6 separate regions of the Mus musculus genome follow, and regions 1, 3, 4, 5 and 6 are each linked to region 2. The links are chromatin loops, found by intact Hi-C in ENCODE. Cell type or tissue: left cerebral cortex. All regions are shown on one strand.

Region 1 (5,000 bases), 540 kb before region 2:
AGCTGGAGGGAAAAGAGCAGTGCGGCCCAGCTGGAGCTGGGGCATTAATCCCAGGATTCCTAGCCGGTATTTTCAGACAGATCAATTACTTACGGCTGTAACCAATCTCTCTCCGCTCCCTCGCTGTGCTGAGCTCGCTTGGCAGACTTGGCAGCTGACATAACCTTCCAACTTGACAGGACCGCAGCTGCCAATCTCTTTGGGGTCTGCTGGCCCCTCCATCTTTGAGGTTATACAAATGAGCCGTTAAATAAAAATCAAAAGTCAAAAGTTATGGGTGGTAACTTCTTCATGGCTCAGTCACACCCACAGATCCAGGCAACAGTTCTAGATGGACTCAGAATAAATAAATAAAAAGTCAAGATGAACGATCCCGCTGTGTCGCTTTCTTCACTGTGATGGCCAGCCCTCTATAAGAGAGAAAAAATCTCTCTCCAGAGTGAAGAAATTATCCACAGTGGATGCATTTCTTATCAGCTTCTAGGTTGAAAGATGAACTCCAAAGTGGAGAGGAAGGAGATTAGGAGGAGACAAGAAGGGCAGATACAGGTGAGCCGTGTCTAATGCTTTTCACACCGGGTGAGTCACCCGTCTTCAGCTGCTAGGCCGCCTGGGCTCAAGGCCAAGAGATGTCAGATCAGAAAAGAAGTGACCCTCGCTAACACACAGGTGGTGTAGAACATGTACTCTGTTTATAGAGTGTTTCAGCATGAGAATATAGCACTTCTGTGACAGAGCAAAATTGATGGTCTCTGAAGACTGCCCCCAGAATTTATTTAGTGTCGGCAGGTCTCAGTCCTTCTGAACTGGGCCCTTCACAGCTGTGTCAAGCCCACACAGCCCTCCTAGAGGAAGTACTTAGGGGCCAGATACAGGAAACCTTAGGGTCCCTTTGTGATTTCACTCACTAGACGCACAGATGTGCAGCTCCATCTTTTCAGAAGGTCTCAGGTAGCTAAAGCCGGACTTGAACTTTCTGTGTAGGCAAGGATGATTCTCAACCTCTGACCCTCACCTTTGACCCTCTTTTCTCTTTTTTTCTTACTCTTGTTGTTGAGGTGGGTTTATGTGGTGCTGGGAATGGAACCTCATGCATGCCAAGCAAACACTACCATATAGCTCTGGCCTTTTCTCCCTGTCCTTGTCCTCCTCCTTCCCCCACCTCTCCTTTTCCTTTGTGCTTCCATGACTCCCACCTCTCTCTTGTAGTATTCTGTGAAGACTTCTAATTCTCCCTTCAACAGCTACCATGGAAACTTTCAAGATAAGTAGGAGGAAATGTGGCCCTGGACACAGCAGAAATGGTTTTGTGTGTGTCCTAGGGAAGCATGCATATTCCCCTATCCCCTCTGTGTCTGTCTGTCAGTTACATATTGCTCCATGTTTCAGAAACCTTCTGTTATGTGGGACACATTACTGGTGTCCCTTTGGAAGAGGTATTCATGAACCCTGTTAACAATTAAGCAAGTCTGTCCCTGCTGGCACAGGCTGGTAAACACTATCTCCTGTGGGCTTTTATTTCTTTGGATAGATTCTAACAAGGCAAAAGAAACACAAAGAACACAATTTGTTTCATTTGAATGTTTCAAACCTGAGTCTATTCCCCTGTTCTTTCTCGGATCTCCTGCACATCCCCAAAGGAGTGCTATATACCACAGGTGAGGAGGCGTGCTGGCATCCCACCTCAGCCCTTTGCTTCAGACACTGCTTGTGGACCTGCATTTTGTGATGATTGGTTAAGCAGTGTGGAAAAGTGTCACTGGTAGCCGTGCATGACAGTACCCCATCCTCAGAGCTTGCCAGCAATTGAAACTTTTAGAGAGAGTCAGGAATAAAGGGGAGGTGAGATTTACAGTGAGCTCAAGTTGCTTTTTTTTCCTCCTTGGAATGTTGCCTGCCTTATTAGGAGTTCTTTAGTGAGACAAAATGCAGTGGTAGCTTAGCGAAATTATGGCTCCTTTCCAACTGCCTGGGGGGAAGGAAGGGGCTTAGGAGTCTGTAAGCCTTCTCCCCTGGTTGCAGTTAGGAAAGCCAGTTGACAGTGTAATAGGCTTTTGAAAGTGGGTGCAATGGTTTGTGCGTTCTGTTTGATGTTGCAAATACCAAGCCCCCAGGGAGATCTACAAAGAGGATATTCTGTTCTTAGGGAAAAGAGATTAACCTGAAACGTGAACGGAAAAGCTTCCCCAGTTCTCAACAAGTTAGGTACAGCAAAGGAACCCTCCTGTGCACTGCGGCAGAGACAGCATCTGGCTTGCTGCCTGCTGTACACAGGCAGCGGGCTGGGCAAATAATTTTTAATGATTTTGATTCATGAAAGGTGATTGCCAGTAATCGTAAAAGGATTAGATTGCAGATTAGGGATATGTTTGCTCATATATGTTCATGCACCTACGACTTTCTTTGCAGGCATGTGCAGAATCACATACTCAACACCATCTTACAATTGTGTGCATTTTCTGGAACCTGCCTTAAGTTCCCTTTATTCCTGATCAGGGTCATGTTACAGATCCATTAGGTGAGAGCTGTAATTTAGGAGATATACTGTGCCAGTTCACTTGGGAAGCCAGAGCCAGACACGGGACTGTGTACATTCATTCAACAGACATTTTAAAGCATGTACTCTTTTCCAGCACTCTGGTAGGCACTGCAGGAGATCAGCCTTAAAAGAAAAAGAGATGGCCAGCAGGAAGTCTCAGCAGGGAAAGAAAGAACTTGCCGCCTAATGTCATGATCTGAGTTTGATCTCCAGAGTCCACAGGGTACAAGGAGAGAACAGCCACTTGAAAGTTGTTTTCTGACCCTGTGTATGTGCATCTTGAAGTGAATGCGACATTTCCCTCTTATCAGAAATAAATTCGATAAAAATAGTTTTGTTTTGTTTTTTAAAAAAGAGAGACAAGAAAAGTACTCTTTGCTGTGCTGGAGGGAGAGGCAAGAACAAGTAAAACTAATTATCCGCCTACAAGTTTCACATTGTCCTGTGTTCAACAAGAACTTACTGTGTTCCTGTACATGCTCTTAACTCAATTTGTAATCGCGTTATCAAGTAATCAAAACCTGTCTTCATTTCTATTCAAATTAGTGGCTTGCTGTTTCTGAACTAGTTATATTGACTTATGAAACTGAGTGAAGCCCCTGATTCCTGCAACAGCTGTCCTCCAGTTCTGTATATTCTTTTTTTACACCTTTCTCAGGGCGGGAGGATTTCATTACAGAGCATCATCCTGCCCTGGACTTGTTTATAAACTGACACACCCACTAATGATTCTGTGAGAGCCTTTACTACTTAGAACTTCCTAAACTCTGACTTCGAGAGCCAGCTTGATTCTGTGCAAACCAGGCGATGTCGTCATTTCTTGAATAGCTTCAAACAAGCAAAGCACCTATAAATAAGGATGGGTTGTAAACTTTGAACAGGAACATTAACATAAGCACACTTGATAAAAGAGCACCAATGCTTTTGCATTGGTTTTAATTATGATGTAAGAATTTGTATGGGATTTGGAGTGTGCTTTGGTTAGCTTCTTGCCATCCTGTGACCAGCTGCCTGGCAGAACAACTTGAGGAAGCCATGGTGTAGTTTGGCTCATGCGTTTAGAGGGTTCATTCCATTATAGTGAAGAAATTGTAGCAGAGCTGCTTACATCACAATGGACGGGAATGCAAAGAAAGGAGTGTACTAGCATTCTCTGGACTTCCCTTTTATACCCACCCCTTTGTTCTCTCGGGGACCACAGGGCATGGGCTGGTTACCCCAACCTCTGGAAACAGCATCACAGAGATACCCCAGAAGCATGCCTACATCTCGTAGGTGATTCTAAATGCAGTCAATGCAGATTAGCTCTCACAGGACATAACACTAACTGTGTCCACCTGTGTTGCATACCCTGTATACCCAGTAAAAGGAAGACAATTCCTTTCTGAGGGTTCCAGGAAAAAAAAATGGAAATGATTTCTTTTGTTCTACCAGAGTGTTCTGAAAGAACTAGAATGCAGTGTTGGAATTAACTTTGAAATGAAGTTTTTCCGAAGGTAGAATATTTGATGTTTTAATGTCATTTCTCTTGTGATAAGATAGTTTAACAGGGAGAGAAGGATTATTTTAGCTCACAGCTCCAAGTTGTTGTCCTCCTGGGTGGGAGGAGCCTGAAGGATCTAGCCACATCACATCCACAGTCAAGAACAGAGTGAACTAAATGAAGAAAAGCTTGCACCCCAGTATTCCACTTGCTTCCTTCACTCTTGTACTGCCCAAGCGTCAAAATTTGGGGTGGTGTCGCCCACAGTAGTCTGGGTATTCCCATATCAGTTGATATAGGCAAGCTCATCCATTAGGTTTTTATCAAAGTAACAATTTCAAACCAGCCATGACAGGTGGTGTAGCTGTGTGTGCACTGTTTAGGGGGTGATTCTGGGCACCGTTCGTGCCAGGCTTTGCTATCACACATCCTTTTTCTGATTCTAGCCTGTGTTGCTGGCACATGCACCCCTCCACACATACAAGGGAGAAAATTGAATCATGTGAGTGTGTTCTTGTTGACTGTGTTCTGCAACCTGACCAAGACCTCCATTTTATGTGGTGCTGAACAAGATGGTACAGTTAATAGAATGATCAAATCCGAGACCACAGAAGAATAATCATCTAAACATTAAGAGCCCACAGACATTCATACATTCAGTGTATTCATACATATAAAGTAAATTGTCCTTTTTTAAAAAAAATAAGTAAACTGTGTTTCTTTACATGTGGTTGGTTACGCTGGGTTATTAGAGTCTGTGAAGATGTCTTTTCTGGATTAAATAGATGGGTAATTTATATGAGTGAGTTGAGAACTATCTACATCCTGATTGTGTGTCATGTCACATCTGAGTGAACTATGATGTCTTTATTTGGCTTTTTGAATTTTTTGATATAGGATCTTGCTACTTAGGCATGGTTGGCAAGAAACACTGACAGTGTTGACCAAGTTGGTCTCCGTTATTGTGGTGTTCTCCTC
Region 2 (5,000 bases):
CATATTTCCTTGACAACCATTGGTCACAGAATCATCAGGTCCTCAGGGTCACTTCATTATCTACTTGAGAGCATACTCAGAGCCTAGTGGTGCTCACAAAGGTGACAGAATCACAGGGGCTGCCGCCTACCGCCTAATCCAGCTCTGGCTCCCATACCTAGAGCCACGCAAATGCAGCCTTAACAAGTTGCTTCTCCCTCTCTCTTCTTGCAGTTTTGGAAGAGCAGCTAATTTTTTTTTTTTTCTTTTAAACCGATTTCTTTAGGCCCATTAGACTCACTGTAATAGAAAAACCCCAACATTTTTAACAGTTATTTTAGTTCTGTAACATAACAGAAGAGACAGAATATTGCTCTCGTGTGCATGTGTGTAGGTTTTTTTTTTTTTTTCCCCCTTTCTTTCAAAAAATATTAACTCCATTTTGGTTTTGAAGCCGAGGCTTGCTAGTGACCATTCTAAGAGTATTTCACATCATTTTAAGGACGATGAAAACTCTTTGAGTTGCCAAGTTTTAGACTGCAAGACTTAGAAAGACATAGAAATCTCATTATGATTTGGGAATAGTAACACCTTTGGTGCCACTGTGTGCTTTTTCAGATTCACGAGTCTCTGTGTGCAGTGCAGATCAGTGAGGCTTTGTAACTTAATATTCTTGAACTGTTTAATGCTGAACACCCTCCACGGGACCTTCTTTGTGGCTCATTTTTATGAAATGCTACTCTAATAATATAATTTTGTTTAGTGTTACTTATGATGTCAGGAAAAGCTCTGTGTATATTTTATTCTAACTGCAAAAGCAGAGGGGTTATCTCTGTAGGATTTTTCACGAGTGAATGCAATTGAATACTTATTTTGTATATTTTTTGCCCTTGAGCCTATTAATCCTCTGAACCACCGTATAGAAGGAAGATTAGAATAAAATAAATGAGAGCCAGCCATAATAAAAATAGGCTAGGTCTTTTTATATCCCTGGCCTTGTGAACTGGAACATTTCCCTCAGTTATACGCAGAAATGTTTCATCTCCATCAATGTGGCCTTGGAAAACTACATAGAATATCTTCTTTGTCCCCCAAAGCCAGCCCAACTTCCCTTACCCCTACCCCCCACATTTCTTTATCCCATATAGAGTGAACATTCTGTGCCTTGCTTTGTCAAATGTATGCATCTTGGTATAAAACATGAAAGATCAGAGTTTTCTCAGAGGGGTCACAGGTCAAACATAGCATGAGTGTGGCTTGACCATTGATTGACAGGTCGAAGTGGTATCTTCAAATAAGAAGAGTGAGCTTTCTTAATTTTTACCTGTTTTCCGCGTCCTAGAAAGAAGCAGTAAATCCTGCAATATTACCGTCTCTTTCATCAAACTGGCTCACCATTTCCTCCCTAGAACATTAGTATATAATTTAAGCTGACTTTATAGTCTTTCTGTTTAAAGAGGCGCATTGCCTTCCCTCACACCAGTATAATAACTAGCTGACATGATCCCTGAAAAGCATGAGAGATGGCAAAGTGACCAGGTTTTAAATAGGGTCAGCTCTCATCCAAAACACTGAGTTTGGCCCTGGTGACCGTGACAAACACTGAACCTCGGGATCATCAAATACATCTTTAAAATCAAATTCGTTTCTGGATATCCTGGCTGACACTTTGGTGAGGAAAAGCTTAATGTCAAAAATAACCAAAAAACAAAACAAAAACAAACAAACAAAAAAAAAAAACCACATTTCTGATTTGTAGAAGAAAATTGAAAAACAAAATCCGGTGTCAAAAATTTAAAAATAAATAAATTAAAAATTAAAAATAATGATCTGTCAACTGAATTAGAAAATCGTTTTGTGAATGAACTAAATTGCCTTGTGAACCATTTTGTAGAAATATGTTTTGCACAGATAATAATAAGGACACATTTTGAAAATCAGATTTTTTTTTTCTTCCTTCCCCCAGCAAATAGCTGCAGTGCAGGCCTTTCTGCAACAGTCAACCAGCACCACCTGATGGAGGATTTGGGGAAATCACTGACTCTTACATTCTTCCTAAAAATATAGTCAATTGATTTAAAATGATAGCAGCCGACAAGGCTGTGGTTGATAGTCTTCACTGACAGTCCTAACGCTTACCCTCCCCTTTTTGTTTTGCAGGCTTCAGATGCTAGCTCTGAAAAACTCTTCAACACTGTTCTTGTAAACAAAGGTAAGACCCATTTATTACACTAAAGGATGGCTTTTAAAAATGAATAAGTAAATGCATCTCGTTGTCATTGTCCAAGAAGAAAGAGGAGAGGAAAAAAAAAATCCATGTGCTCTTTTTGTCTTAGCATTTTTGTGTTTTTGCTCCACTGTGGGGTCTGGTGGTTTTTTGAGGTGCAGGAGGAAAATGTTCATTTTTGAAAGAATTTCCCGATTCCTCGTTTGAATTGACCGGTGGTGTTAATTTTGTGTGGGATGCTGCAACAGAGAAGAATGGTTTTACAATGTCTTGATTGTTAGTTATCAACTTCCCGGCAGTCAGAGCACTATAAATAGTGTGTGTGTGCGCGCCTCGGATGGTAATAACCAATGGGGTATTTAATATTCACGGCGTTAGAGCCATAAACCAAGCCTTCTTCTGCTCTGGGCTCTCTGTAAAGTTAATAAATGAGCAAGAGGGCAGAATTTAAGTACCCACTTCTCCATTGATTCCTTCCAAACCTCAGTCCATAGATTAAGAGAGGCTAATGGTGCCGAGGTACACACAGGGAAGGCTCACCCTGAATCCCTGTCGGTAGGATCCTCAGGAGTCTTCATTCGCAGAAGTGTCCTTGGACCTAATGAAATTTAGAGGAGTTTCTGTGCACTGAGTTCAAAAGGTGTGTCATCTGGAAGGTACAGATAATACCAACCCACCACTCCCTTCCCCCTATAGAACCCCACTTAGGGGTTTGCAGGATGATTGCTAAATAAAGATGTGCTAGCCTGTGGTAACCTCTGCCCCTTGAAGGATGTGCAGGAGCACTGGGCCAGCATTGGACCCAGAGTTAGGTCCCCACGGCGTGAAATGGGAGAATAGTGCAGCAGTTTATTTCATTGTTAACATTTTCTGTCAGTTTCCTTTTTGCTTTCTAGTTAATGAAACATTTCCATGCGCAGTTATTTTGTACCTTCCAATTATTTTGAACTTGAACCTACCTTGATTTTAAATAGTACCTTATATTTAAAGATATCCCCAAGGTCTGTATGCTTGTAAGTTTGCTAGGACTCCCAGAATTAATGTCATATTGAATATGATCTTGTATTTTAATTGCATGATAGGATTACAGCTTTATATTTCATCATAGTTCTTAGTGGCCTGAGAAGTTTGTATAAATTTGTAATCCATAATGCTAAAAAACAAAACAATAAAAGCCAATGTGAGTGCTTGGCACACATCTCCCTCAGGGGTAGATATGTATGCATGTTTTCTGCTCCTCTTATTGAGAGGAGAGAATTCGGTGGGCCTTGGAGGTGTCCTTGATTAAAAAAAAGAAAGGTAACAGGAGAGGAAACTGAGTCATGGCAGGTCCCTACCCAAAGCAGTTTCCATGACTCTCTGACCCCCTCAACCCGACACACACATCGCTCGCCCACTGCCTGGTATTGCATCTTTCTTGTGTTAAGTTGCTATGGCCCTGTCTAAGCTGGCTCTAGGTTGGCATTAATTGCGACTGAGGAGCAGAACAGAACAGCTGAAGACCTTCTTCTCTCTCTCCTTCCTGCCTCCTCCCCCCCCCCCCCCATCCCACCCCCCCACCCTTCCAGTCTCCAGTCCAACACTTCCCACATTCTTGTTTTTGTTTACTTACACTGAGTGATGTGTGGCATCTATTTGGCTGTGAACAGCCATGCCCCTGACCGGGTGCCTTTCTTCTTCGCTGCTTTTCTGAGAGTAGTGAGGGGTGATTTCAGTTGCCTTGAAAGGATTAAGGTTTCTTTGTGTATACTAAAAATCAACACAGGCTTTTCTCTTAAGCTTTGCTTGGGAAACGTACACAGATAAGCATTTTAGTTGATGGCGGGATTATTCCTTCTCCCCTTATTTCCATCAGAATGGCCTTTCTTTCCTCCCCTGGAGTTTCCCCTTAATGCCTTATGCTAATTCCTGTTGGTAACATGAATGACAAGCGCCTGAATTAGTGTGCAAGTACAGGTGTTGCTCAAGTAGACTGCCTGGTACGCACAGCCCCTCCTCCCAGGAGAAAGAGAATGAGGGGCGCCGGGGAGCTCCGACAGCATCGGGATAGTTTTGTTAAGGGTCATTAGTATTCAAACTGCTAAATATCAGAAAAACAACTACCAAAAAAAGGGGGGAAGGTGATTGGATAACATTGTTGTCAGTTACTCCTGAGAGGCAGGTGCAGTGAGCCTCACTGTGCTTCGGTCTCTTTACTCCTGATAGGAGCTGCAGTGCTTTTTGGATATATGGTTGACAGGTCCTTCGGCTGTCATCATCTCTTCTTACATCAGGTTCAAGTTACTCTGAAAAGTCCGCTTGCTTGTCTAAAAGTCAGTCGATTCTCTGCGAGAATGTGTGTGTATAGCTATAATATATAATATGCTTATTATATGTAACATGCATACATGCATGTCTGTGCATACATGTATGTATGCATATGTATGTTTAAAGCTTTTCAAGAAAGGACAGGTTTAAGACACAGCTGGGAGATTCTTCAAGGCTATCTCTTACTGAACAGTTTTAACAAGACTGTTAGGTAGTCCCACCTTGGCCCAATTCAGAGCCAGATGTTCGAGACCACATATCATCCCCTCTCCTTTGCAGGAGCCTGGCAATCTTTCTGGTCTCAAGAGTAGCAGGCTTAGCCGGGAAGGTTATGCCTCCAAGCCTGGTGGTCTGGTGGGTGTGCAGATTTGGTCCATAAAATTTCACTGTTGGACGGCAGTGCTAAACTCACAAGTTGATTGGGGCATGGGCTCAGGACTTGGCAGCTTTGATGCTGGCCTGCTCAGCTTGGAGACAGAGCCCCAGG
Region 3 (5,000 bases), 67 kb before region 2:
TTATGTGGAGGTCTGAGCTGTGGAGACAGCACAGAGGTACATCACCATGCAGGCGACAGAGACACTTTCTTCTTCGCTTGGGTGCATTATCATAAAAAGTGATTTAGACTGGAGCTGATTGATGCAAATGGCCCTGTGTTCTTTCCTGTCATTAGCAGCCTCTTTCAGTGGCCAGAGGCAGTGATTAAAGCTGTCATTTGGAGCTGCTCATTAAAGACAAGCCCTGGAATAGCAAGAGGAAAAAAAGGTTGGAGACGACACATACATATATCCAAGCATAGGGGTGTGTGTGTGTGTGTGTGTGTGTGTGTGTGTGTGTTTCCTTAAAGACACTTCATCCCCTTTCCAGACTCAAGTAATATTTGCTGCCCAGACTGTCTCAGTGGATTCTCATGACAGCTTGCCTGGGTATTACGAAAGGAGATGTGTGTGGGGGTATTGTGTTAGGTGTGTTTTGTTAAGGACCAACCCTGGTGAGAACTCATTAAGTCTCTTCCCAAGCTGAGGACATCAAAGGCAGGACCCCACAAGAGCTGACAGGGAGGGCTTACGAGGGCTGTTGGGCCAGCTAAGTCCCATAGTGGCGGTGTTGACCCCAGAGGTGTACAGAGAGCCAGCAGGGAGAGAGAGCTTCTTGCTAACTCTACAGGGCATAGAGGCCATAGTCAGAGCAAGGACAGTAGCAATGGGTTTACAAACAGGAAGGAAAAGAAAATGCAGGAGTTGTACATGCAAGAGAAGCTGGGCTGCAGAGATGGCTCAGTGAGTACAAAGGGCTTGCAGTACAAACATTGAGGAGCCTGGTTCAGATCCCCAGACCTAGGGGAAACACTGGGCACAGTGCTGGAAAGGCACAGCTAGCCAGATTGCTGGGGCTCACCGGTCCTCCAGCACAGCCAATCAGTAAGCCAACTTTCAGAGAAAGACTTTGTCTCAAAAAAATGAGACAATTGAGGGAGACACCTATAACCAGCCTCAGGCCTCCATACCCAGGCGTGAGCTCCACACGCCACACGGTTCGCAAGCGCTCACACACACTGATCGATATAAGAAAGTAATCTCTTCGGTTCCTTGGAGTATTCTAGTCAACCATCGGAGGCCTTTGTAGGAAGATTCGGCTTGGTTGGATGGCCTGTCTGGGTGTTCCATACCCATAGCCCTGCATTAACACGCACTCACACACGCTGGGTTTTAGATCACTGGCCAAGTGGTCCCTTGGAAAGTGGCAGAGTTACCAGTCTCTATATGAGCCATAACACATCCCAAACACAGGCTGCAATCATCATTGGTCAGCTGGATAGCAGACTAGCCATGGACTTAAGCAAGTGAAGGAAACCATCTTTGGTTTTTGATGTAGATTAGTTTCAGGTCAGAGATTAAAAATGGCTGGAAAAAAACAAAAAACAAAACAAAAACTACCTGTCCTCCCACAGCCAATTGTGTTGCCAAAATCCCACCCAACTTCCACATATGCTAATCTATAGTTCTCTCAGAAATTCCTCTGGGTGAACTGGGGGGGGGGGGGGGGAAGAAATGATCAATTTAATTTCTCAGTCTAATGAACTGGTCTTATACATAAAAATTTAAATGACTTTTTTTTTTTATGAAAGTGGAGACCAACATCAGTGATGCAGCCACCACTGTCTCCATGACAACGTCTCGAATGTGGCAGTCCATGTGACTTCACAGTCCACAGGCCCTTGAAATGAAGCAAAGGAAAGTTTTAGTTGCCCTTCTGAAATTGCAGGAGGCTCTGGGGATGTCTGAGACGGGGCTGAATAGGAGTCGGTGTCTAGTGTGGATAGGCAGTGTGCACTTCGGAGGTATTCCTCTTACTCTGCCTGTGTAGAGTGAAGTCTGCCATAGAGAGATCATTTTCCTGCTTGGCTCAGGGCTCTGAGCCAGTTGCTGGCTGTGGAGGAGGCGGGGCCTTTGTCCTCTCTTCTGCTCCCATGCCCTGCCACCCCCGCTGGCCTGCTTAGCCCCAGTCTGACACATCACAGCCTATTAGTGCTGATGCGGGGTTGTGATGTGCCTCTCCTTGGGGAGTCCGCGGCAGAACTGAACAAAGTCCTTGGTAATCTGTGCTTACGGCTTGCCCCCTGGGGAGAAAGGCCCGCCAGCTGGCACTCTCCTGCAGAACACATCACTTCCCCTGGCAGCAGCAAAGGCAGCCTGGCAGGGGGCCCAGAGGCCAGTGGTTTGCAGGGCCAAACTGCCAGGCAGCTCACCTATAGATCCCACACGTTGCTCCCTGCCCTCGAGACAGGAGACTGGCCAACCTCACAGTGCGACTTCAGACCATCTACTTGGTCCTTTCCAGGCAACCATGGTGGCTGTCTTAGAACAGCCTCCACTGTGAGTAGACATGAGGCCTTTTTCTTCTTTCTGTTTTTCCCAGACTTTCAGTAGATAACACAGAGTACAGCCCTGTGTAGTGGGAAGGAAATAATGCACCTGGGTCTGAGGACAGGGTGGCATAAGAAGACTCCATGGTATATGTGTGCATATACCATGCATATACCTGTGCATGTGTGTGAGTGCGTGTATGCACACACATTAAATGTCTGGAGAGAGGCTGAGGTGATTGCTCGCTCACCTAGCATGCAGGAAGCCTAAGCTTCCATCCCCAGCATGGTAGCAGGACACATTTGTGGAGGCAGAAAGATCAGAACTTCAAGGTCATCCTCAGCTAAGCATCAAGTTCATGGCAAGTCCATCTTCTTCACCAGGAGTGTGCGTGACTCTTGGTTCGCATAGGCAAAGGTCAGTTAGGCCTTTTTGCAGCAATATCCAGTGATCGTAATGAAAGCCTGGGGCCAGTAGAAATGGCAGAGTGATATTAGAAATATCTCTCACCAGAAGATATGTAATGTATTTAATGCAGATATTTCTCCATAAGGAAAAGGAAAACTAGCTTCTCTCTGCCTTGAGACTTCTTGATTCCATTTATCTGAGTCCACTGGGGATGTGAAGAGTACAGCATTGTTATTAGTTCCTGCTAATAGCAAGCATGTTCTAGGCTCTGGGTCCTGAGCTAGGTTTTCAAACTCTGGTTTTGGGTTTCATTTGGTTTGGTTTGTGGTCCAGAGTAAAAGCTCATGTCATTAGAATAACATACTCCCCAAGCAAGAAAAATTCCCTGCAAACTTAGACTAGAGAGACCTGAGAATGTCTTCAGTTGGGCAGCAGGACTGGTCAGAGAGAGAGTGGCAGGGTTGTTAACGGTCACAAAGGAAGTCTCAAGACCCAAGGTTAAGAGCAGAGATGTGTTAGAGAAATGGCTTAGCAGTTAAGAGTGCTTAGTACCCTTGCAGAGGACCTGAGTTTGGTTCCCAACACCCACAGAGTGGCTCATGACTACCTGGAACTCCAGTTCCAGAGGAACCCAGTGCCACCTCTGGCCTCCCCTCCCTGCACAGAGATGATATACATAACCTCCTACCTGCAGACTAACCTAAGTAAAAGAAATATGTCTCTTAAAAAATAAGAGAATGTTTGTGCCCAGATACAGGCTCTCCATTAGAGAACAGGGACAAAGAAGACCACCCAGAGGTAGCCATGGTATGATGAGGGCTCTGGGTAACATTAGAATCCTTTCAGCCCCTAACTGACTTCTTGTGATTCCAGCCTTGAAAGGAAGTCTAATAGCCTGGGCTCCTCTCTAACAATATCTCCCTGAAGGTGGGCACCTGTGGGGCTTTCCTCTATTCAAGGGAAAGCCCTTGCCATCTCTGCAAATGCCAGCCTTCTGTCCTGACTGCTCTGCTGTCTAGAGAAGGTGGTTAGAGCTAGATCACCAGTCAGTCATTGCTCCAGGATGTGTGACTTAGGGGTGTGCACTGGTCAGCCTGAATTGCTAGCTTGACACAGCCTAGAGTAATATGAGAGGAATATCTCGGCCTAATACAGACAGTGCTTTCCCTAGGCAGATAGTCCTGGGATGTATATAAAAGCTAACTGAGTAGTGTCTTCCTTCTCCTTTCCATCATCCTGCTTGAGTTCCCACCCTGTCTCCCCTCAACTGATGGACTATGACTTATAAGTATAAACCAAATAACAGCCCCAAAGTTGCTGAAGGTCAGTGTGTTCTATCATGAGCGGATATATACACAGACACACGTATACATAAATACATTTGAAATAAACAGATCTTTGAGATGAGTACCTCTGTGCTTAAAGATCTAGAGGAAGTGTAGGCCTTCGAAAGAGAAAAAACAAACCTAAGCAAAACCTACCTGAAGACTATGAAGAAGAAGTTTGCAAACTTTGATGGCTTTTTTTTCCTCTTAGACCAGCTTTTAATGTTTTAAGATTTTGTTTGTTTATGTACTTAAGTGTGTGTGTGTATACACCTATGGAAGCCAGAAGAAGGCATTGAATCTCCCTGGATCTAGAATTTCTGGCAGTTGTGATCTGCCTGACAAGGGTACTGAGAGCCAAATTCAGGTCTTTTGCAAGAGTAGCAAGCACTCTTAACTGATAAGTAATCTCTCCTATCCCTAGATTAGCCTTTTAACCTTATCCGACAGTGTGTACTTAACTGTTCCTGTTAACATATGTCCATACTGATTGAGAGAGCAGCTAAGAGCTGTGTGTGTGGAAAAAGGAGACCTAAAAGTTGCTGCAGGCTCTTGCTACTACTTTGGGCAAATGGCCTTACCTGTAGAGGGCACTACAAACCTGAGAACTCTGGATGACATCAGAGGGTCTCTTCAGTCCCTAACATCCCCTTCCTGATTTCCTATGACCCTAGACACCCAGAGAGGAATTCAGGCAGCCCTGATCCCTCTACAACAGTGTCTCCCTGGAAGCAATACCCTCTTGGGCTTTCCTCAGCATCTCTGTGCATGCCTCCATTCTCTGCTGACCCTTTTTAACCAAGAGGACCTTTTTAACCAAAAAGGTCCCCATTTCTAGCCCAACCCCCATTCCGCGTCATGTACTTCATACCCACAGAACACTCTGTACCCTGCTAAGAATTCAACTGTGATGACTAA
Region 4 (5,000 bases), 260 kb before region 2:
TAACTAGCTATACCCCCAAAGGAAAACTAACTCTCTCTCTCTCTCTCTCTCTCTCTCTCTCTCTCTCTCTCTCTCTCTCCCCCTCTCTCAACTGTTAATTGACCCTCAGAAAGAAGTGTCATTCGGTGAGCTCCCCTCACCTATCAAGTCAGGAAAGGATGGGGATATCTTAAGATCCTCTATCCTAGCAAGTATTACCTGTTTAAGTGTCCTCAGACAAGGGTGAGCCTATGGCCCATTTCTTCCAGGAAATTCTGTCTGTAGATTCTCGAGGTCTCATGCAAATAATCACAGCTGCTGCCTCCAGTTCAATGTGGCAACAGCCATCCCTTGCCAAAAATACCATTTCCAACCATAGTGGCTCTGTCAGAAATTGTTGTGCACTCCCATTGCTTAGGACCAGCTAGGGTCTAGCCACCTATAGTGTTTGTCCCTCATGGTGTTTTCTTAGGTGGCTTCTATTTAATGGGTCATCTTATGGATGACTATAAGCCCAAGGTCTCCCTTTTAGCATCTCTTTCTCTCTTCAATATTGGGTTGAGAGATATCTATAATGTGATTCTTATTAAAAGTGGAAGGAGAAGCAAGCATGGAGTGGGAGCCCCAGACCATCATCAAACCTCTTAGGATGTTTGCATGTACCCACAGTCAAACAAAGACGCATTTACACCCACAAGGGAATGAGTGTCCTCTCCCAACCCTGCCCAGGAAATTGGTCCTTGCTGTTCCCAGACCTCTCTGCAGCCTGACTTTGAAATCTACTTTTCCTTAGCATCTAGTACATGTCTCCTAGAAGCCCTTGCCAAGGCTCACTCTTAAGTCCGTCTGCCAACCCCAGTGCCACTACTCAGTTTCTACATGCTGTTGTAGGGTTTGAGTTTGGGTTGCACTGGAGAAGAGAGGGGGTGCATTATCCTTTCTTTACCATGTTTTTTTTTCTCCTGTGCCACACACAGAAGCAGCCTTAGTAGCTGGGGCTGTAGCTCAGTTGGCAAATTGCTTGCCTAACATAGGATTGATCCCTAGCACTGTGTTACCCAGGCATGATGCTGCGAGGCCTATAATCCCAGCACTCTGGAGCTAGAAGCAGGAGAATTAGATGTTCAAGAGCATCTTCAGCTATATAGCAAGTTGAAAGCTTGCCTGTGATACATCACACTCTGTGTTTGTTTTTTAACACGTGAAGAAACCCGAGGTATAGGAACAGAAAAAAAAAAAGCTGTATATGATTACATAACTAGACATTTTTCAACCTGGCTATGTATAATTAAACTTTCGACCTAATGTTTTCATGGCATAACTATGGCTTTGTGCCCAACTTTGGAAATTGCACTAGCTTCAACATTTGGGTTAGTCTTTGTCCCTCATACAGCAAGCATGCCTCCAGGAAACACTAGGGAACAGGGGCTAACGGAATGACTGTGTCTGAGCCTACTTTGAACAGCCAAGAACATCCTCTGTGCTCCTTGGCTCTTTTTCATGGGTCTTGATCATTTATTTGAGTCACTTTCTTCTACCCGTAGACTCGCGGCTCTTAGCAGCAGAAGCCTATCAAGGTCACCTCCCACTCCCTGAGGACAGGTTTCCTGTCATCGGACCCCTTCCTGGTCCCCAGTTACTGGGAGAACATGATGGCAGCCTCTCACCACCCTGTATCCCCATCTCTGACACACATGGTCTCTTTGAGCCTTCAAGATCCATCAGCCCACTAAAGCGAGAGAGTTAAAAGTACCAAGTTGCCGGATGATGGGGAAGTGAGAATGAGCGGGTCTCACACAGGGATGATTTGAAACAAGCCTTGTGGCTTTTTAATAATGTGCCAAAAGCAGTCTCAGTGGTGGGCCAGCAGGGCCCCCAGTCTATCTTCTGTGAAAGGAGAAGCCCAGCAGGCCCCGCCAAATGCAGACGGCCCCTCCACTCTGCTGGAGGAGACAGACTCCGAGATGGCAATCAAGGCTTGATTTGCCAACACATTTCCAATGATTAAAATGTAATTAGCACAACTGAGTGCCTCCTCCCCAGCTAATTTTAATACATGCTGTGACAGGCAGGCAGCCGGCTGTGCCTTTAGCCCAGCAGCAGATGGAGGCAGAGGCAGCGGGAGAGGAAAACCATTTTGCAATGTGACGATTCGCATCACAAAACCATCAGGGCGCTCAGCTCTTAGAAGGCCCTTGATGGCGGCACGTCAAATTGGTGCTGTCATAGCTGACCGTGGCAATGGCAGTCATCCTTCATGCTGTCCCAGAAGCCCAGCTAGGCAATTTCCAGGCGTAACCCTTTAAGATCTAGAAGGGGAAGAGAGAGAGAGAAAGAGAGATGGAGTGCTCTCTCGTTGTCTTGCCGTGACAGGCGTCAGCTCTGCAATGTGCGCTGTGAAACCCACACTCTTGGCAGCTTGCAAACTGTTATTTGCATGCTTCTCTTCCAAAACATGGTGGAGTGTGGTTTAGAAGATTTGGAAATAGCTGTTGCTCCAAATGGGAGCCCGGCACTCCGGCTGCCTTCTGTACTTCTTTCCCAGATCTGGGAAGCAGGTGCCCATACTGCCTAGGGTGGACAGGCAGCCTAGAGGTTTCCTTTTTTTTTTTTTTTTCTTTTCTTTTCTTTTCATTTATTTTTATTTTTTTTTATACCATTAGTCCCATAGCAGGATCAGAACCCTGGGGCCTCTCATCAAGACCATCTGCTTCTCTCTCATCTTGAAAGGCATGTTGTGCACACTGCAGAGTCCAGAGGCTCATATGGCCCTGTTCCTAGTAGAAGCGTCTGGGTTCTCCCTCAGCCTGTTGGGCTGTCACTCTCTTTCCAAGATGCTTCCTGGAGGCAGAGACCACTGGGCCATCCTGGGCTGGGATGCACTGTAGAACTTCGGGGTGTATTTTAGTTCTGTAAGTGCTAACATCTCACCCAGATGGGCAACTTACACAATACCACATAGAACAAAGAGACAGGGCTCACTGATAACAGGTATTAGACATTTGCTTGTGGCTGTATACCAGGTTTAAGGACTTAATGAAATGATGCATTTTGTCATTTAAATGCACACACATATAGAGGCTACATGTCCTCATCCCCACTCGTTAGATGAGAGACACTGAGACTTGGTAAGATTATGTAACTTTCCCAAGCTCTGTGTTAAGTGTTAGAACTTAGATCCAGGCTGGGGATATGGCATAGTTGGTAGTATGGTATACTTGCCTGGTATTGTAGGCCCTGGATTCAACCCCCAGGAATGATGGTGGAAGTCTGTAATCCCAGCACTTGGGAGGTTGAGGCAGAAGGATCAGGAGTGAAAGATCATCCTCAGCTGTATGGCCAGTTCAAGGCCAACCTGTATGGAACTCTGTCTCAGAACACCAACCATGGTAATAACAACAACTTAAGTCTGCACGGACAGTAAAATACATTGTGGCCTAAACAGACGGGAGAAATGTCCTGCAAAGACAGCGATGCTATTCTTAGAGCCCTTTGGAGATCAGTGTCCAGTGGGACCCCAGGGTGGCAATTATATGTCACTGTGTGTATCTGTTTTTCCTTTCACTGGAAAAAAAGTCATCATTAAAGAAGATTTCAGAAGGGGGCTTGAGAGATGACTCAGTCAGTAAAAGGTTGACCATGTAGGCATTAGAACCCGGGTTTCATCCCCAGAAAGCATGGAGGGAAAAACAGTCATGGTGGCGTGGACACACAATGGAGACAGGCAATCCATGAGTCTCACTGTCTAGCCAACCTGAACACCAGGCCAATGAAATACCCCATCTCATAGGATAAGATAGACAGTGGATGCAGAACAACAGTATTCAGGACTGACCTACACACACGCACACACAAAAGCTTCAGAGAATTTATAAGTATAGCTTAAAAGAGTCCACATCCTTTATCACTTAGAAGTAAATGGTGTGACTGTTTCGTGCATCTCTTTCTAGGCTTTTTTCCTCTGTGTGTTTGCCAATCTTAAAGTAACCCAGTGTATCTAATTGTATGCCTCTTGTTCCTTTCATTGCAGAGGGACGATGACAATAGCATTTTTCATGGCTCCTCTTAGCTCGCCCTCAGAGGCAGATACCGTCACTCTATTTCATTGCTCTAAAAAGAGAACTTGAGGGCTTAGCAGGTAAAGTTACTTGCTACCAAACCCGACAATCCTAAGTTGATTCCCAGGACCCACGTGCTAGTAGAAAACCTACTCACACAAGCTGTCCTCCAATCTCCACAAGAGCAGTGTGGGCGGCACATGTGCACACATGCAAGTGTGCACACACACAAAAAGATTTTTAAAATGTAATTTTTTTTTTTAATAAAAGAACTTGAATGTTCAACTCCCTTCTGGGATTTTTGATGTAACCACAACTAACCATGAACATAGTCATGTTTCCATTTCAGTGAAATAGCTCATGGCATCATAGCATGTTTGGTTTTTGTTGGTGTGAGAGAGAGAGAGACAGAGACAGAGACAGAGAGAGACAGGGAGACAGAGAGAGAGAGAGAGAGAAGGTTGTGTGTTCATTTGCATCTACAGCTGAATATAGCAGAAGATGTCTGAGGACAACTAAGCTTTGATGCAGGGTCTTTTTGTGCCTTTGTATACACCAGAATGTTGGCTCAGGAGCTTCAGGGGATTCTGTCTCTGCATCCTATCCCTATCTAATCATAGTAGCCATAAGATTACAAATACACAACAGCACAGCCAGCTTTACATAGTGGAATGGTTGTATTTTATTGTCAATCTAACATAATGTAGAGTCCCCTGGGAAGAGGCAACTTCAACTGAGGAGTTACCCAGATCAAATCGACCTGTGGCCATGCCTTCCAGAGATTGTTTTTATTGGTGATTGATATGGGAGTGTTCATCCCACGGTGGTGGCCACCTCCTTAGACTGATGGGTCTTGTCTATACAAGAACATTAGCTGTGTGTGAGCCAGGGCGTGAGCCAGTGAGCAGCATTCCTCCATGGCTTCTGCATCCAATTCTTGCTTATTTGAGTCCCTGCTTGACC
Region 5 (5,000 bases), 110 kb before region 2:
GCTTGCTGCACATGCCTGAGGACCTGGTTCAAATCCCCGGCACCCATAAGGCCAGTGCTGTGTGGCATGGACACAGAAGGATCCCCAAGGCGTGCTGCGAGTAGCCATGCTCTGGTTCTCATGAGCATCAGGTGATAGCAGAACACACATTGTCTGCTTCTAGATTCTGTGCACATGCACAGCAGCCCACGGCCTCACGCACATACGCACATACCAGCACACACACTACACAAACACTCTCCCTCTCTCACACACATAAATAATGGATTAATTAATGAGTATTCAAGATGACTTATCAACTAAAGGCATCAGCCGCCAAAACCAATGACTTTGATCCTTGGAAACCACAGGGTGGAACGAGGGAACCAGCTCTCAAGTCGTACTTTGACCTCCACACATGCATATTCTCTCTCTCTCTCTCTCTCTCTCTCTCTCATTCTCCCTCTCTCTCAACTCTTTTTCCATGCACACACATTTTAAAACTATTCAAAGTAATTTAATTTTTTGATGTTGAAAGGAAGTAGCCAATACCAATCTTTACTAACATCTCAAAAAGATTATTTATTTATCTATTTATTTATTTATTTATTTATTAGTAGAGGACTTAAGAGAACACCTCCATATTGTCTCTAAATAGTCAGGATTCTTTGAGTAGAATCCACTGACGTTCCTACTCTGGGTCTTTCTCTAAACGCCCATTGGTCTAGACAACAGCAAATCCACTGGGCCTTTAAACCTACCCCGCTGGGCCAAACTTACTCACAGCCAACTTGGCCTTTCCTTGCTGTTGGTCTACACAGTACAAGCAACTTCTGAACTCTTCTTTTGCTCTCAGCCCCAGAACTTGGGGCTTTGCCATGGAAATCAGTCAGTCAGTGAAGAGCACAGGCATGGTATGCCGGCTCTTAACGTCCATGGTGGGCTGGGGAGTCTCCTGCCATTCCCAGTAGCTCCCTGCGGCCCAGCAAACCGTGAAAGGAGCCCTGACTGTGGCAGACCACTGGCCTGGTCTGGACAGAGCTTCTTTGTTTCCGCTGGACATCAAGATTTAAGTCTCAATTCTGTTTGTAGATTCCCTTCAGCCCCCTTTCCCCCACTGCCTCCACCCATAGCCCCGTGTCGAGCATCTTCTGACTGCCCGTCTTCAAGTTAGAACAAGGCCCTCCTCCTCTCGCCTGATGGCTTTTCACCACGGTGGTAGATACATTGAGTCAAGCCACACTTTTCTTTGGGAAAGAGGCCCCTGGCTCTTTAAGCAGAGTTGCTAGGTAATCGTTCCACTCGGTTGCATAACCAGAAAGGGATGTGTCAGTCCCGGGCCCCTGCAGACAGAGGAGGGCTTCATTAAAACGCTCGCCTAGACCTAGACAGATGAGCGGTCTCCAGTCGGAGTTCTTTTCCATCTTCCCCATCTGTTCACTGCAGTTTTAATTAAATCTACTGAGATTATTTTTGGCCTTCTCCAAGAACAGAAAGCTAGCCTTGTGCCAGTGTCCACTAGCTTCTCTGCTTTAGTGCCAGCCGCTAATGAGCAGGCACATGGGGTAACCCTGCCCGCACGCTGCCCCCCTCCTCCTGCCAGCCATCATGAGTTGCTAATAGGGTAGGCACCATGAGTGCCAGGTCTAGGCCTCTCCACCTTCCCCACCTCAGCCCCACCTTGGTACGAAGAAGGCCAATTAGTGAGTGATTCCACCAGTGGTTAACTGGCTAATAGAAGTGACAGGCTTCAAATAACCTTCAAGTATGCAGCCCAGTTGCTTGTCTGTCTGATCAGGGCCCTTCTTGCTGGCACCTGACGCTTTCAATACCATAATGGCATTCACACACATTCTTTCTGAATGCTGTCACCTAGCAAGACCTTTCTTCTCTTCCTTTGCTGGGAGGATGCCTGGCAAAGCTATTAAGTCTGTGATGGAGATGACAGCTGACTGCGGGCCTGTCAGTCCCACTTTGGAAGTCAGCACATCCTTATACCCATTAGGAGCACACCATGGGAACCTCAGAAATAACTCACTGTAGTGTACTGTGAGTTTATCTCCCCACCTGCAAGCCTACCACCCAGCCAGCCTTGTAGAGCAGCCTGCTGCACCCCTCAGTAGGGTCAGAGCTGTTTGTGGTGGGTGTGTACCTTTTATTTGTACATGTATGCGCACATATGTACCTTGGCTGTCGTTTCTTAGGGGCTGTCCACATAGCTGCCCTGCTCTTTGAGAAAGGGTTACCTATTGGTTTGGAAATCACCAATTAGGCTAGACTCTCTGTCCAGTGACTCCACCTCTCCCGGCACTGGGATTACAGATCTGTAATAGCACATCCAGCTTTATGATTGCTTATTATTTCAGTGTGTGTGTGTGTGTGTGTGTGTGTGTGTGTGTGTGACATACATGGGTACTGCATGACACGTCTTGAGGTCATTAGGCTTGTGCAGGAAGTACTTTTACCCACCAAGCTGGCTCTGAGTCAATGCTCAGCAGGGTTTTGGTTTGGTTTGGTTTGGTTTTTTTGGAAATGTATTATAGGTATTGAGCACAGGTCTTCATGCCTTCAAAGCAAGCACTTTACAGACTGAGCCATCTCCCCAGCTCCTGATATTTTATTTTTTCAAAGTTCAAACTAGAGACTAATGATTCCTTTAAAGGAAACACAGGCATTCCCAGTTACTGGCCAAGTCAGTGGCTGGTCTCCATTCAGAAGACTCTGGCTCATTGAGTTTCTAAGCTAAGTATGTCGTGTCTTGAAATCCAGATTCCTAACTGTGCTCTCAGGTTTCCAAGGGGAAGTCCAGGCCTGTATTCGTTTCTTTGTCCTTTTATATAGTTTTCTTTTCTTTTTGGTGTGTGTGTTTATAATGAGTGTTTATACATCCATACTGCTACATGGATGATGAGGTCAGAGGACAACTTTCAGGCATCAGTTCTGTGGTTTTGCCTTGTTGCAGCAGGGTCTCTTCCGTTGTTCTGTCCCTGCAGTGCAGACTTGCTGATCTAGGAGCTTTGCAGTGGCTCACCTGTCCTCTTCCTCTCTTCCTGCCATAGCAGCGCCAGAAATACAAATGTGAACCGCCCCATCCAGCTTTTTACATCATCTAACTAGTAATCTTGCCCACCAAGCCATTCCCACAGTGTCAAGTGGGTCCATTTCTTAGGATGGCTTGAGACCAGATCAAATCAAACCAAACGTATTTGGTGGGGCTTGGCAGTGTAATGCTGTGTTTGGCAACCAGATCTAACCCTAGAACATGTGCTAATATTTCACAGGCCTTTTGGGCAGCTTGGAGAATGTTATACTTGATCCCTGAGTGCGCCCAACCAGCAGGGGATTAGAGAGTGACCTTCCCTGGATTCTGCTGTTGAATGGTCCTGTGTTCTCTGCAGGAACACACTAACCAAGTTCAGAAGAAAAAAAAAATCACTGCAATCTTCTGAATGAATAAGGAGAAAAATAGTGTATTGTGTGTTATTTTCTCTCTCTGTGGATCCTCAGATGCTGTCATATTCTGGTTATCCGTCAGGGATATTTTGAGCAGGTGGTGTCCCATAGTCTTGGGTCCCCTATGAATGGTGCAATCTGTGGGGCGCCTGAGATGGTTCCTATTGACTGTCAGCTCCACAGGGTCTCGAATCACCTAGGAGATAAGCCCCCAGATATGCCTGGGAGGGGCTTTCTAGGCTGGGTTCATTGTTGTGGGGAGATCCATCCTGAATTTAGACAACACCATTCTATGGAGTGGGGTCCCAGACTGAATAAAAAGGAGGACATGAATCATGTCTTCCTGACAGTAGATGCGGTGTGACCAAGCACCTCACATTCACCCTGCCATGGCTTTGCCACAGTGGTAGTAGGAGAGACCTCCTCCCTCCTGACAGTGTTTTTGTCTTGTATGTTCAGTAGGCTTGGTCTTATGGAGGCAGTTTCTTTTTCTTTTTCTTTCTTTCTTTTTTTTTTTTTTCTGGTTTTTCGAGACAGGGTTTCTCTGTAAAGCCCTGGAACTCACTTTGTAGACCAGGCGGGCCTCAAACTCAGAAATCCGCCTGCCTCTGCCTCCCAAGTGCTGGGATTAGAGGCAGTTTCTAAATGGAGGTTCAGTCCTCTCAAGTGACTTCAGCCTGTGTAGTGTTGACCTAAAACTATCCAGCACAACTCATAACTATAAAACTCACTATGTTGCCAAGGCCTGGAACCCCTGCTCTTCTGTCTCCATCTTCCAGATGCTAGTCTTACAGATGTAGGCCATCACACCAGGCTCCTCCATTATCCTTTAAAGCTATTGTAAATCCTTCTTGGTCTAGGACTGTGAGTGAAGGTACACCATAGCATCCACTGCTAAATTAATAAATTGAGAAACTGGGAGTGTAGCCCAGTTGGAAGGGTGCTTCCCTGGTGTTCATAAAGCCTTGGGTTCCTTCTCCAGCACTGCATCAACGGTACATGATGGGACACACCTGTATTCCCAGCACTGAGACAGGAGAGACTACAAGATGAGACGTTCAAGGTTATCCATAGCTGTATAGCAATTGTGAGGCCAGCCTGACATGAACCCGTGTCTCAAAAGTGAAAAAACAAAACAAATTAACAACAAAAACTCACACAATTGATGTTGGAACTTTAAGCTGAGAACCAAGGTTGATTAACCATCCATGTACAGTCATGGCTGTGTTACTAAATTTAAGACAGTCTGTGCTTTTGGCTTTGGGGACTATAAAACACAAGCACTCTTGTTTTTCCTTCCTCCAATCATTAAAGACATGGAAAAAAAGCTTCCTAAATCATGATTTGTACTTTTTCCCTTCTATGGCAAGCTAATAAAATATTTTTGCTCATATATAAGGCTCTCAATAACCCCAGTCCCTTGTAGGACCTGGAAACAATTTACAGCACGATATCCTAGAATATCAGAACAAAGCAAAACAAAAAAGACCTTCAAGTTATCTCTATTGAAGACAGCAGTTAGGTTTTAGTAGTCAAGCTGTCACTGATCAATTCCTCAGATGCCTACA
Region 6 (5,000 bases), 700 kb before region 2:
ACCTCAAAAGGAAGTCTTATGAGAAGACCTACTAATTTGAGAGCTTTATTTTATTTTTTATTTTTATTGAAAAAAAAAAACCTTCATTTTGGAGTTGATGTCTGCGGTATTCCTGTGTTCATATTTTTCACTAGCCTTGGATTCTCCCAGTCCTCCAAACACTGCTGACTTGCTTTCTTTCGCATTGCATGGTTCTGGCTCCCTCTGCAGCCTCAAATGGAAAAGTGCGGGGCTGTCCTTTGTTACTGAAAAAACCCAGCTAGCTGAGCTGCCTGCTTGTTTGAAGGAGCATTTGCAGCTGGTGTGCAAGTGTAGACGGGAAGCGCAGATTAAGGAACGCCTTACTTTTGTTTTGGCAAGGCTTATTGGAGACTAAAGTTGTATCTAGGGAGGATTCAGGTAGAGGAAAAATGGTGAGGATGGGCTGAAGAGAGGCTGAAGAGGTAAAAGGTGACATTTGCTAAGGAGGAAGTTTCAGGAGCAGTGTTGCAGTGTAGTTGTATGAAGACACTGAGCAGTGACACCTGAAAGGTCCCAGGCTGAAGCCTCCTGGGTCACTGGTCAAGGATTACAGCTTGACTGTGTGATTTAACACTTTGTGTGCCTTGCGAGTGGCTTCTCCGTCAACCATGTAGCAGGGGCTTGGGTTGCCCGCTGTACAGACTGCAGTCTCTTGTGCTTCAGAGTGAGGGAATTAGAATTAGAAAATGTAAGTCGAGCCTTCCTAGGCTGTGATAATGGCTTCAGATTATTGCTTTTCAGTGTTCTCTTGAGATGTTTTATTTCCCCCGTAAGTCCCCGAATCTACAGTGTCCATTAAAGGAAAATTATACCAAATTCTAAAATGTAAGTTTTTAAAGCAGCGGTCACCTTGTTTGACTTGTGCTTATTTTTGGATGAGCATAGGAACTTTGGACAGAGTGGGAATATTTGAGCATGGCGCTAGGGGTGCTGTTAGTGTTAACAGGCTGTGTACTCACCAAGTGAACATAGGTTTCCAAGTTCCTTTGGGTTATTTATGCATTTTGGTTCAGTCTAAAGGTTATTTAAAATTTTTGTACTTTAAATGCAAAATTTTATATAGTAGTACTTCTCTAGAATATTATGCATAGTTGTTGACGTAATGGCTTGGGTAGGCACAGATAGCTGGTATGTGAAGAATAAATTACCACATCAAAGCCTGTGTGCTTTAGAGGGAGGAGTGAGTACATTGGTAGGTATAGAAGATTACCTTTATTACACGGAAAATTTCAGTGTTTATATAAACTTTTGTGGGTTTAGCATATTTGTAGACATAAAGTGAGCCTTGGAGCCTTCAAACATGACCTTTTCATTTAGTAGCTGAGTGTCTTTGGCTTGGTTTTTCTTTTTCTTTTAATTCTTTTCCTGGATTTTTGAATCACCTGAATTAATACCTTGCCTTTATTGTCTTTATGTATTCACGTAAACTGAAAACCCCAAACTGAGTGGGTTGTTGTTATTGTTTGTTTGTTTTAAGTTTTTAAGTATGTTTTGTTTTGTTTTGTTTTAAAGTTTTGTTGTGTATGCTTAGCTGGCCTGCCACTCCCATCTACAATGCTGTTAACTCTCCACAGTCCTGCGTTAGCCTTTGGAATTGGTGCTGGAGACATGAGCATGAGCCCACTCCAGGCTTCAGGTTTCTGTTTGGTCACCAAAGCTTTTCTGTGTCTAGAAGACGAAGGTGAATTACTGTTTCTGTCCTGAAGTGAACCTCACACAGCCTTGTTGATGTTAGTGGGAATGCTAATATCTTTTCTAAAGTTCTTCTGGAGTGTTCCTCTGGCTCTATACTAAAAGGACTGTAATCTTTAGAAATTGAGTTCCTGCAGGGAGGCTGACAGCTCAGCAGATGGTGGGAGATTTTAGGGTGTTGTGTTTGTTATCGCTCATGTAGAGCCGACACAGACTCCAAACCCGAGTCTGTATTTCTCTTGGAGCAGACATTAACCTCTTTTTCCAGGCCGAGACAGTGAAGTGTATCAGTTTTGGTAGCCTGGGTTATAAGAAACCTAAATTAGTTTGAAGTGGAATTATCCTGTTGAAAGGGCAGTTGAAAGCCCTTGACACTGGACAGAGGATTGTCTAGTGTCTAATCTTGGCTCAGAACGCAGCAGACATAATGAGAGTCATTATGAACTGGTGATCTCTCACCCCTCCCCTCAGCAGACCGCATTAGACTTGCAAAAACAGAGAGCACTGTGTGTGCTTGGCCCTGTGCCTGCCCTGTGCCAGAGGAAGAAAGTCTACCTTGTTTGTGCTCCAACCAGATACCGATGTATCCTGTTACTGCTAGGCTGGGTTCTGAGTTCCTCTGTTCAAGCTCGTCTTGACAGATGCTGTCATGGCTGACCCTTAGCAAGACAAATGCAGCCACTTTGCAGGAGTTGGCTTCTACCCAGCTGTGCTTGCCAGTGTCCTGAAAGGACGTTCCTGTGTATTTACCTGTGGTCTATTACCCTCCATCACGATCTGAGCTACCTTCAGAATCTTGGCTGTATCTGAAAGCAATGTGTAGTTGTTTGTTCAAATAAATGCAGTCCCTGAACTTGACTTCCTGATCTTTCAATAACAGCTGTTGCTTAAATACATCCTGAGAATCTCCGGGAAGGTCTCCTGCTACAGAATCAGAACTTTGATAGCTGTGTATCATGGACTCTGGAAGCACCACAAAAAGAGACTCTCCACAGATGAATGTTGGGGGGTTTGCTCTGAATGTTAATCTTTGCCTAGGAGGAATGACAGTTTTGTTGTGTTGCAGCGGGTTGGGATGAAAGAAGACAAGTGGCTGGAAATGAGTGGGGTGAACTATGGTGAGAGCTTGCTTCTGAAGGGTGCTGGCAAAGAGGCTTCATTATGGTATTGAAAAACAGATGGGGGCTTCTTGAAGTCTGTGTAAGAGTGAGTGAGTATGGGTCTCCCTCTCCCTCTCCCTCTCCCTCTTCCTCTCCCTCTCCCTCCCCCCTCCCCTCCCCCTCCCTCTCCCCTCCCCTCCCCCCTCTCCCTCCCCCTGCCCCTCCCCCTCTCCCTCCCCCTCTCTCTGTGTGCTATGTGTGTTTAAAAATCATTCTGGCAGTTGTCTGGGGAAGGAATGGACACACACACACAAACACACACACATGCACACACACAGAGAGGTAGGGAGGGAGGGAGAGAGAGGGGGGGTGAGTGGTGCATTATTTTTTTCCTATCAAGCTCTTAGTAAGAGGCTGGTTTAGTAGAGAAAATAAAGTGGATAGGAAAAGATTTAGATATGTGGGTGTCTGTCAATAGAATTTAGCCAACACTTGTAAATTTAAAAGGTGCAAGAAGAAATAAATCAAAGTTAAGGAAAATGGGTATGTAGTTTTCATCTGAGATACAAGAAAGTACCTGTTGAAGAAGCACACATGGCTTTGTAGCTACATCATGACTCCATCAGTCTGGTGAACACGAGTTTAGAGTATCTTGCACTTGAGGTGTGAGTCAGTTGGTAAGGGCAAGTTTACATACATGAAATCTAACTTTGACTTTTAAGACATTGTACACTGTGTATGGGGATGTAAAGTGGTATTCCTAACACTTGGAATACGGAGGTTAGAAGTTCAAGGCTGTTTTTAGTTGTGTAATACATTCCAGGCCACCCTGTGCTACCTTGATGTACTTAGTAGAATACCACAATATAATGTAGATATTGATGAATATATTCAAGTATAGTTATTTTAACCCAGAGTTCAGACTTGAGATGTAGGTTTGTAGGATAATAATTTTATTCTCAATAACCTTAGTTCTATTTCATCATTAAAGTTATGAAATTATCATTTGTTTTTGCTAGCCTGTATCAATGTTGATACAGACAAGGCTCATATTAGAGATCAGATACTGTTTATTGAGAATGCATTGATTGTGTGTAGCTCAAACATCCATTTCCCTATCTGAGTTCATGCCATGTGAATTGTGGGGCAATTGGTTCTGTATATTCACCATTGTTGAAGCAGCCCACAGGACTACAGGTTAGACATTGTTGTCCTGTCCTTGTTCAGAGCCTTTTGGAAAGATCTTGACGTGGATGTCTCCTTTCATGCAGTGCTGAAGTCTTTAGTGCATATTTCTTAAGTGGAATCAACAGCTTAAACTTTATAGAAAGAAGCTACCATAGCTCGCTGTCTAAAACCTTGCATCTGTACTTTCAACTTCGGCACACTGTGGGTAGCCAGCCTGCTTTTCCTGTCTGATGTGCTGTATCTCTTATATTTATACTTCATCAGTACCCAGAGGTCTTTAATTTTTTTATCTGTTTGTAAATTTGTTTACCTATGGCATTTCTGGTCAGTTCATTACAAAATAAAATGTATCTGTATTAGAGAAGTAATTCAGTAATTAAAGAGATTTCTGCCCTGAAGAACCCGCACTTACTTCCCAATACCTACATCAGACAGATTACAGCCTACAGTTGCAGCTCTACCCCAGTTCATGCTCCCGTCTTGACTCTGTAGGCATTGTGCTCATGGCATATATCCACACAAAATCGACAGCTTTATCACAGTCTTTTCATTTTTTCCTGTGTATGTGTGTGCGCGAGTGCACACACATGCATGCCTATGAGTGTGTGTGAGCGTGTGGTATGCATGTGTGTTGGTGGGGTAGGTTCACACATGTCAAAGAACATGTACAGGGATCCGAGTATAACCTGGGGAAATCAGTTGTCAAAGAACAATTTGCTGGAGTCGACTCTCTCCTCCTAGCATGTGGATCTCAGCAATGGAACTCCGGCCATCAGGCTTGGTAGGAGGCATATATACTTGCTGAGCCTTGCTGTTCAGTATCACTTTAAATGACACCACAGTTCCTGCAATCTCATAGCTTGAAGATGTTCATGGACTCAATTAGATTGGGTCCTGGAAGGTATGTGGTGAAAGAGAAAAGGAAGCTCATTACTTATCAAGCTTCTTGCTCCTGAACACAATTTCAAGCTTTCTTTACCAAATAACAATGCTTTCTAC

Evidence for each region. Peaks named below come from ENCODE experiments on the same cell type or tissue, not always from the same donor. Only the 100,000 strongest peaks of a DNase experiment are listed, where the experiment ranks them.
Region 1: a loop joins it to region 2, with 3 times the contacts of the local background. A loop is called at or near these places in 4 of 42 quality-filtered maps.
Region 3: a loop joins it to region 2, with 2.0 times the contacts of the local background. A loop is called at or near these places in 8 of 42 quality-filtered maps.
Region 4: it touches region 2 in a loop (3-fold over the local background); 6 of 42 quality-filtered maps call a loop at or near these places.
Region 5: it touches region 2 in a loop (3-fold over the local background); 10 of 42 quality-filtered maps call a loop at or near these places.
Region 6: it touches region 2 in a loop (2.9-fold over the local background); 6 of 42 quality-filtered maps call a loop at or near these places.

Annotation. Positions count from the first base shown.
Region 1 is chr5:132,069,544-132,074,543 of GRCm38, reverse strand. The region is part of intron 2 of Auts2 (autism susceptibility candidate 2); the gene reads left to right. Among named protein-coding and RNA genes, the nearest start is that of 4930563F08Rik, 190 kb to the right of the region's middle. In left cerebral cortex, no CTCF peak of the experiment used is centred here; DNase peaks (open chromatin) are centred at 609, 1,291, 1,711, 1,936 and 2 more places; H3K4me3 peaks cover 229 bases; H3K27ac peaks cover 216 bases.
Region 2 is chr5:131,531,012-131,536,011 of GRCm38, reverse strand. Auts2 (autism susceptibility candidate 2) reads left to right here. Exons shown (of 20, transcript NM_001363480.1): 6 at 2,140-2,191. Among named protein-coding and RNA genes, the nearest start is that of Gm29681, 120 kb to the right of the region's middle. In left cerebral cortex, a CTCF peak has its summit at 1,994; DNase peaks (open chromatin) are centred at 2,005 and 4,992; H3K4me3 peaks cover 1,682 bases; H3K27ac peaks cover 193 bases.
Region 3 is chr5:131,597,614-131,602,613 of GRCm38, reverse strand. The region is part of intron 5 of Auts2 (autism susceptibility candidate 2); the gene reads left to right. Among named protein-coding and RNA genes, the nearest start is that of Gm29681, 190 kb to the right of the region's middle. In left cerebral cortex, a CTCF peak has its summit at 4,672 (motif pointing right); DNase peaks (open chromatin) are centred at 131 and 2,004.
Region 4 is chr5:131,791,862-131,796,861 of GRCm38, reverse strand. The region is part of intron 4 of Auts2 (autism susceptibility candidate 2); the gene reads left to right. Among named protein-coding and RNA genes, the nearest start is that of 4930563F08Rik, 86 kb to the left of the region's middle. In left cerebral cortex, a CTCF peak has its summit at 2,075 (motif pointing right); DNase peaks (open chromatin) are centred at 1,537, 2,129, 2,374 and 4,147; H3K27ac peaks cover 2,631 bases.
Region 5 is chr5:131,639,847-131,644,846 of GRCm38, reverse strand. All of the region lies in intron 5 of Auts2 (autism susceptibility candidate 2), which reads left to right. Among named protein-coding and RNA genes, the nearest start is that of Gm29681, 230 kb to the right of the region's middle. In left cerebral cortex, no CTCF peak of the experiment used is centred here; DNase peaks (open chromatin) are centred at 837, 1,375 and 1,934; H3K27ac peaks cover 1,220 bases.
Region 6 is chr5:132,227,062-132,232,061 of GRCm38, reverse strand. All of the region lies in intron 2 of Auts2 (autism susceptibility candidate 2), which reads left to right. Among named protein-coding and RNA genes, the nearest start is that of Auts2, 310 kb to the left of the region's middle. RefSeq lists an enhancer at 1,702-2,910. In left cerebral cortex, a CTCF peak has its summit at 206; DNase peaks (open chromatin) are centred at 226 and 2,201; H3K27ac peaks cover 315 bases.